2 separate regions of the Homo sapiens genome follow, and region 2 is linked to region 1. Evidence: chromatin contacts called from ENCODE Hi-C or POLR2A ChIA-PET data. All regions are on one chromosome and are shown on one strand. Each heading gives the region's core, a stretch centred on a gene start or an enhancer-like site at or near the end of the contact. The rest is flanking DNA. Distances are from core to core; before and after follow the strand shown. Region 1 has its middle 110 kb from the start of TMEM170B. Region 2 has its middle 46 kb from the start of LINC02530.

What was found. A loop is a pair of places that touch in the nucleus more often than their neighbours do. ChIA-PET counts read pairs that join two places held with the same protein, here RNA polymerase II (POLR2A). Pooled maps may share reads with other maps.
Region 2: a loop to region 1 is called in a map of endothelial cell of umbilical vein, with 16 times the contacts of the local background. The contact joins two enhancer-like sites. A Hi-C loop is called at or near these places in 1 of 168 maps with a recorded cell type or tissue (endothelial cell of umbilical vein) and 2 of 50 pooled maps. POLR2A ChIA-PET finds 5 or more read pairs at or near these places in 1 of 52 experiments (endothelial cell of umbilical vein).

Annotation. Positions count from the first base shown.
Region 1 is chr6:11,648,233-11,652,584 of GRCh38, forward strand. No RefSeq gene overlaps it. Among named protein-coding and RNA genes, the nearest start is that of TMEM170B, 110 kb to the left of the region's middle. RefSeq lists enhancers at 1,898-2,503, 2,504-3,109. Within about 2 kb of position 2,104, at least 2 of the 41 ENCODE cell types and tissues checked have a DNase peak (open chromatin) inside an H3K27ac peak, as active enhancers do.
Region 2 is chr6:12,536,891-12,541,005 of GRCh38, forward strand. No RefSeq gene overlaps it. Among named protein-coding and RNA genes, the nearest start is that of LINC02530, 46 kb to the right of the region's middle. Within about 2 kb of position 2,106, at least 7 of the 41 ENCODE cell types and tissues checked have a DNase peak (open chromatin) inside an H3K27ac peak, as active enhancers do.

The DNA of each region.
Region 1 (4,352 bases), core at 854-3,353:
TTCATTCATGTTGTAGCATGTATTTATACTTCATTTCTTTTTGTTGCTGAATAATATTCCATTGTATGGACATACCACATTTTATTTATCCTTTCATCAGTTGATGGACATTTGGGTTCTTTGTGCTTTTTTGCTATGATGAATAATGCTGCTATGCACATTTGTGTACAAGTTTTTGTGTAAACATGTGTTGTCATGTCTTTTGGGTATATACCTGGGAGGTGAATTACTGGCATCTATGGTAACTCTGTGTTTAATCATTCAAGGAACTGCCAGACTGGTTGACTGCAGAATGGTTTCCAAAGCAGCTGCAGCATTCTGCATTCCCATCAGCAGCATATTAGAGTTCTGATGTCTCCACATTCTCACCAACACTTGTTATTATCTGTCTTCTCTGTTAGAGTTATTTTAGTGGGTGTGAAGTGGTGACAGACAGGACTAGCCAGATTTCTTAGGCCGACTAAGAATTCCACAGCCTAGCTGGGAAAGGTGACCGCACCTACATTTAAACACTGGGCCTGTAACTCAACTCACACCCAACCAATTAGGTAGTAAAGAGGGCTCACTAAAATATAAATTAGGCTAAAGCAGGAGGATAAAGAAATAGTCAAATCATATATCGCCTGAGAGCACAGGGGGAGGGACAATGATCGGGATATAAACCCAGGCATTCGGGCAGGGAGCAGCAACCCCCTTTGGGTCCCTTCCTATTGTATGGGAGCTCTGTTTTCACTCTATTAAATCTTGCAACTGCACACTCTTCTGGTCCATGTTTGTTATGGCTCGAGCTGAGCTTTCGTTCGCGGTCCACTACTGCCGTTTGCCGCCGTCACAGACCCGCCTCTGACTTCCACCCCTCTGGATCCGTCAGGTTGTCCACTGTGCTTCTGATCCAGCGAGACGCCCATTGCCGCTCCCAATCGGGCTGGAGGCTCGCTATTGTTCCTGCATGGCTAAGGGCCCAGGGTTCGTCCTAATCGAGCTGAACGCTAGTTGCTGGGTTCCAGGGTTCTCTTCTGTGACTCACGGCTTCTAGTAGAGCTATAACACTCACCGCATGGCCCAAGCTTCCATTCCTTGGAATCCGTGAGGCCAAGAACCCCAGGTCAGAGAATAAGAGGCTTGCCCCCGTCTTGAGAGTGGCCCGCCATATCTTGGGAGCTCTAAGAACAAAGACCCGCACGTAACAGTGGTATCCTATTGTGGTTTTGATTGATCCTTGGGGGCTAATGACACCCAACATCTTTTCATGTGCTTGCTGGCTACTTGTATGTCTTCTTTGGTAAAATGTCTGTTCAGCTTCTTGCCTGCTTTCAACTGGGTTATTTGTCTTGAGTTGTCATAGTTCCCTATATATTCTAGATACAAGTCCCTTATTAAATGTATGATTTGTGAAACTTTTCTTCCACTCTATGGGCTTTTTCACTTTCTTGATGGTGTCTTTAAATCATATATGTTTTTAATTTTGATAACCTCGTAGGACTTTAAACGGTGAATTATTTTTTCTTTGCCTTTGGGTCATTAACAAATAGACATTAATAAACGTGGTGATAAAAATGTTTGCTAAGGAATACATGGTGAAGTGATCTGTAAGAGGGAATTCCAGATTAATATAAAAGGCAAAATGAATGGATAGAAACTGTAGCATTAGACGAAACAGCAGGAAGTAGGGTACGGTGGGAGAAGATGTGGTGTGGAGAAGGGCAGTCCTATATATGCAGGAATCACTCCAGTTGCCGAATACCAAAAGGCCCCTCTTCAGTGTCATTGTCAGAAGGAAATATCCTTGAGGGACAGAACTCACGTAATTAAGGACAACCACAAGGAGATTATAGTTTATAATTTTCTGCATGTTCTTAGAATAAACAGACCCCCCATAGCAATAACTACTTATTAATGAAGTCAGGTGTGCATGCTCATTCCTAGCCTGGTTAGTCTATGGCATGCACATAACACAGAATTTTTGATGGATGAATATTTATTTATGCATGAGTAGCACGGATATTACACTTGCAGATGAAGCCAGAGTTCCAGGTTGCTATCATCATTGTATGAATAGAATGGAGTTGTTTTTCCTTATTATTTTCCTTGTCTTTCTCCCTTCACCTCCCCCAACCTTGCCACTTCCCATCTAAACACAGGAATATACTAATCAGGGAAATATGCACTGCTGTTTAGCAAAGGGGTCAAACCCATTTGGATGGAATTCCAGGCTCAGCAGGCTAACAATGGCAGGAAACTGGGCCCTCAAGCCGGCTGCACCGGGGGGCTGTTGAGCGATAGCTTGTTGAAAGAGGCGGCCCTGGGGTATGCTACTTTGGCTTGCTTTATGTTTGGAATGCTGCGATTGTTCCAGACACAATGAGGGATCTGTCTGTCCACACAGGAGCAGTTATAATTACAGGAACAGAAGCTAAATTACTGCTCTTAATTGCAAATGATTCCATTGCAGCCTGTATACAACTCTACTAATTTGTCCTCTGGGCTTTATGGGGGCAGGCAGGATTTTTAATTTAATGTCTTTGGTGATTATGCTTTATGTCCACTTCAAATTGTAATGCCCTGCCGGTGAGGCCAGGGTCCCTTCTGCTTCAAGTTCATACCCTTCTGTACTACCTGTCTTGTTGATTTTGATGATTCAGGCCAGTACATGATGTTGCCTCTGCTGAGAAGACAGGGTGTTCAAAGTGCATCTGACTCTGGTGTCCTAAAACCTTGCTTTGTTGCTGCCTTTAAGGGGCAATCATAACATCCTGTAGAGAGGTCTTCTTGTGTATGTGACTTAGGAAACACTTCCTACTTAGGAAAGAAGGTTGACATCTGGCCTGGCATTGTGTTCTGGAAAAGGCAGCTGCAACAGATGTGAGTTTATAGCAAACATCATCAATAAGTGGATGCTCTTTTATTGTGGAGTAGGATCTCTGTCCCTTTGTCTGTTAGGAAGTGCTTTGGGAAGATTCACCACCCTTGATAATTTAAACATCATTCCTTCATTCATTCATTCATTCAGCAACTGTTATTTGAAGGTCTACTATGTGCCAGTATTAGGAGTGGGATGAAGAGTAGAGTAAGAGAAGGCCTACGCTATGAGCTTACAGTCTCTGTAGGGATCCAAACACATAAATGAGTAAGGCAGTGTGATAGTGTCATGGCAGAATTTTACACGTTTCATGGCCTGCAGATAAGAAGTGAAGAATATTCCCAGAAGCAGCCACAAACCTTTCCTTCCAGAACATTGTCCAGAACTGAAACATGGACCAATATTAAAACAGTCACTGGTAAGTGGATAGGCTAACTCTTCGATCAATCAGGCCTGCCCAAGGAAAAGGGAGAAGAGACAGCTTTCCTAGAAGCATAGGGCAAAGGTGGGAGATTTAGGTGTCTGAACGAAATCCAGTCTCTGTTTAAAGAAGAAGACAGAATGATGCTGAGAGACACCCAATAATATCCATCACCTCAGACAGACATGTCAGAGAGCTCACTCTGGCAGCAATGTAGGGATTGGGGATGATGGGGCAGATTGAAGGCAGGGACATAGTTGGGAGGTGCTGTGGGATTCAGGGAGGGGGCTGAGAGCTGGAACTGAGGCAGAGATACGTGCCAAAGAGAGGAGGGATCAGTTCTGAGAGCTGCAAGGAAGAAGAATTTATAACAGTGATTCTTAAGCACTGGGGGAACGTTGGCCCCAAATAATCTGATGCTAGCAGTTTTACATTAAATGTCAAGCTTGCCAACTTGATCCATTAGCATCAGTGTGACCTCCATGACCAGGAAGCTGGACTGGTCAGCCCTTTGTTGGGCCACTCTTGGTTCTGATGGAACCAGAGATTTTTCTTTTCTGGGGCGAGTTGGGGACAGAGTCTCGCTCTGTTGCTCAGGCTGGAGTGCAGTGGTATGTTTTCGGCTCACTGCAGCATCTGCCTCCCGGGTTCAAGCAATTCTCCTGCCTCAGCCTCCTGAGTAGCTGGGATTACAGGTGTGCGCAACCACGCCTGGCTAATTTTTGTGTTTTTAGTAGAGACGGGGTTTTGCCATGTTGGCTAGGCTGGTCTCCAACTCCTGACCTCAAGTGAGCTGCCCGACTCGGCCTCCCAAAGTGCTGGGATTACAGGTGTGTGCCACCACAACTAGGTAATTTTTTGTATTTTTAGTAGAGACAGGGTTTCACCACATTGGCCAGGCTGGTCTCGAACTCCTGACCTCAGGTGATCCACCCGCCTTGGCCTCCCAAAGTGCTGGGATTACAGGTGTGAGCCACCATGCCCAGCCGCACCAGAGATTTCTTTTTTTTGTTTGTTTTTGAGACAGTTTCACTCTGGAAGTTGCCCAGGCTGGAGTGCAATGGCGCAATC
Region 2 (4,115 bases), core at 856-3,355, 890 kb after region 1:
TCTTCTTTTCACTTGTTATTCCCATTACCTTTTCATTGCATTTGCAAAAGATATTCCAGGACACATTTTAGGCATTTCCTTGCTAATGTCTTGCTTGAAAATAGCATATTCTCAAAGGAAACCCGTTTTACTTCATGAAGTATAGAGGGGTCATTACCTATTCTGATAGGCTAATTCAGGTTTGGTTGTGTTAAAGTGGCTCACGTGATCAAGGATTTATAGATGCTGATTTACTCTGAATGTTTATCCCTTATTCTTATAGCTGAGGCTGTTTGGCCAGGTCATTTAACAACGCCAAAATGATTGTTTAAAGCAAGACAATGTACTTATGTGGTGGTGTGTGCAATGTAAAGCCCTAACCTAGAAGATTGACACTTAAGACTTGACAGAAACATTCTTTTTGCAGCAAAATAAACAGTTTTTTCTTCTCCTAGATAAGGTAGAGCACTTTTTTATTAATCCATATGGTTTGTTCTCTTGCATAGGAAACCACTAAAGACAACAATTTTCCAGATCTCTTCCTCCAAGTTTTCATTATCAATAAATGCTTGTGATATCAGCTGAGGTTTTTTAGCCCACACATCCGGCTTGTATCTTAATTGCAATAACTTCTTGTCACAAACAGCCAATGTAGTGATGTATGGAAAAAGTGGATTTTTTCCTTGTCCCTCGAGTCTGCCCTAACCCCCACCTTCAGCCCCCTCTGCCTTTCCCCCATTCCCAACCTCACGGAGCCCGGAAAGTCTTTCAGCATTCCTGGAAAGTTACATAAGACACCAGAAGTAGATAACATTGTATGTTTCCAGTTTAAAATGCAGAATGTTTATGCCTGTAAGGAGAGAAGAATGAAAGAATGTCCCTTTCGGAAATCATATCTGAAATGACTGGGGGGCTGACAAGTGCTTCCCTTACAGTAAAAATAATGTTTAAGGACTTGAAGTGTTTTTTACTACCTGGTAAATAGCAAGTTCTTTGTTCCTTAAGTACAAATCCTAAGCACCTAAAAGCCCATATTACAGCCAACTAGGCTGAGCATTCCAAGTTCTTATTTGAGGCAAGGGCAGTAGAAGTGAAATTTTATTTTTTATTTTATGAAAGTATGTATGTATGTATTTATTTATTTTGAGATAGGGTCTCACTCTGTTGCCCAGGATGGTGTACAGTGGTGAGATCACAGCTCACTCTAACCTTGAACTCCTGGCCTCGATTGATCCTACCACCTCAGCCTCCTGAGTAGCTGGGACTACAGGCACATGCCAAAAGACCTGGGTAATTTTGTTTTGTTTTGTTTTGTTTTTGAGACAAAGTCCCGCTCTGTTGCCCAGGCTGGAGTGCAATGGCACGATCTCGGCTCACTGCAACCTCTGCCTCCCAGGTTCAAGCAATTCTCCTGCTTCACGCTCCCGAGTAGCTGGGATTACAGGCACGCACCACCACAACTGGCTAATTTTTGTATTTTTAATTGAGATGGGGTTTCGCCGTGTTGGCCAGGCTGGACTCCAACTCCTGACCTCAGGTGATCTGCCTGCCTCTGCCCCCTAAAGTGCTGGGATTACAGGCATAAGCCATCACACCTGGCTTTTTTTTTTTTTTTTTTTTTTTTGTAGAGACAGGGTCTCACTGGGTGCCCAGGCTGGTCTCAAACTCCTGGCGTCAAGTGACTGTCCTACTTTGGCCTCAAAAAAGCACCGGGATTATGGGTGTGAGCCACTGCCCCCAATTCCCAGTCTTCTTTTAAGGGTATGGAGGGCAAAGGGTTGAGGACGAGAGTCTTGGCATGGCATGAAAGAAAGGCAAGCCAGGTTCCACTGTTCGCTTCTGATTATCCCTCAAATGCCTAAATCACTGCTATGGAGAGTTTGGTCTCCCCAAACCCAGAGTCTCAATCACATAGACTGCTCCCGTTTGGTGTGGGACAAACCTTCTGAGAACAGAAGCCACTGTGCTACAATTTGGAAGAGGAGAGCATTTAGTTAGAAAATGGAAGCACCAAAAACAGAGGTTTGATGTATAAACATATTTGCCCAAATCAACATACCACACAGAATTGGCTCTTCCGTGGCCTCCTGACCTTGCCCTTCCCTTCAGTGAGGTCAGCACGGAGACACGCAGCCCCGTGGCTGGTTCCAACACACTGCAACGGTCTCCAGGGCAACACTGGCTGAAGGTCATTTCGGTGCTGCCCAATTTCCAGGAAGCGGCTGTTCTCTGTGGTCTGGCATCGGGGTGGAAAGTTTAACCTGAGCACAAGGGGAAGGTGGTTGGTTTCTGCAGACTCTGCATTCTTTTCTCTGGTGGGTCAGATTTGTGAGCAAGGATTGGCTCCCACCTAGATAGTAAATATTTTTGAAAGGTCTGTGGAGTGTAGACATGACCTTTGCCCAATGGACTTACCACCCATCTGGATAAGTAGCAACCAAAGGAAGATGCCGAGCATCTCTGCTCCTTTCCTTAGAAGGGGAAGTGACTTGAGAAATGGAATGAATTAACAAGGAATGAAAAACACAAAAGGGTTTAGGGCAGTTTCTTTCCCCTGTCCCTATTGGCCCCTATTCTTATCATTTCTTTGTGATGTTGCTGATTCTAGTTTACTTTTTGAAACGGAATTATGCCACGGGAGGGGTGTAGGTCTGCTGATACTAAAATAAATGCAGGGTTTAGCAATAACTCTCTTCACAGCAATGACTCCTCTTTATTTTAAATATTGTCTCGGCCAGTTCTTTCTTGCGTGTCCTTTTACTTAATATCATTGATGATACTTATTCTCATGGGCACTCATCAAAAGTTGATGGAACCCCTACTAAGCACCAGGCACTGTGCTAAGCCCTGAGACTAGAAAACAGGCAATTACACTACAGTGTGTAAGTGCTATGGAGGTCAAGAGGAAGTAAAGTTACCCAATCTGAGGGACAGCCCAGTGTGATGGCCTTGAAGGGATGATCTTGGGCACCAGGTAACCTGCAAAGATCCTTAACCTGGTACAATCCTTCATCTCTCTCTAATATTTTCTATCGAGGCATTTTATGAATTGCCTCCTGGCTAAAAGTGACTGCATAAGTCACTTTTAAGCGTTTCATGTCTAGAAAAACCTAAGGGTAAAGAGGGCAAAAGATAGCATCACCTTACAAACAGGACCCTATATCCCATGGTCTCCATGCCTCAACATGGTGGCTCACACGAAGAAAGACTCCCACATGAGGACTTCAATTGTAGTTGTTTACCTTCCTAATGAACCAAATAACTGAAGCTGATTAAACTCTTCTTAAGAAATAATCACTCGCTCTAAGAAACTTCCACAGGAAACCTGAACATTTTTATTATACCTGGAAGATCAAAGTAGAATGAAGAGATCTGGGGAGGTGGAAGCTGGTAGTGATGTCTCTCATCCTGGTGATTTACAACAATCACCACATATGTGGCATCTGAATGACAGAAGCTAGAAAGACTCTCAGGAGAATATTTCACACTTAACATTGACAGAGAAGAGCCCCAAATCCAGGGAAACCAGCTGATCTAAGTAAAATCAGCCCCAATAAACAATAGCTCATAGCCCTTCACAATCACTTTATGGATCGGTGTTATCCCATTTTACAGATGAGGAAATTAAGGTTTAAAGAGATGAAGCTACTTGAGCAAGATCATCCCAAATCACCTTTTACTGGTTTCAAAGCCTGACAACAGGCACGGCAATACTTTCTCATGTCCGGAGTTTATTTATGTCAGACACACAGCTTGGGTAGCTTCAGAGCTACCCAAGGCTCTGGAGCCTTAACCATAATGCAATATTATATAAAATTAAGGGATTTCTTGAAATAAATTATCCTCTATGGAAGGGGTTGGCAAACTACTGCTCACAGTCCAAATCCAGTCCTCTGCCTGTGTTTTCAAATAAAATTTCATTGAACATTCTCATTCGTTTGTGTATTATCTGTGGTTACTTTCAAGCCACAATGGCAAGGATAAATAGGTGCAACAGAGACCACAGGTCTTGCAAATCTGAAATTATCCACTACCTGACCCTTTACAGAATAGTATAAAAGTGTTACTATAAAATGAGTTTATCTGTCTATATATTATTCTCACTCAATAATTTACAATGCTTCAAACATTAACCC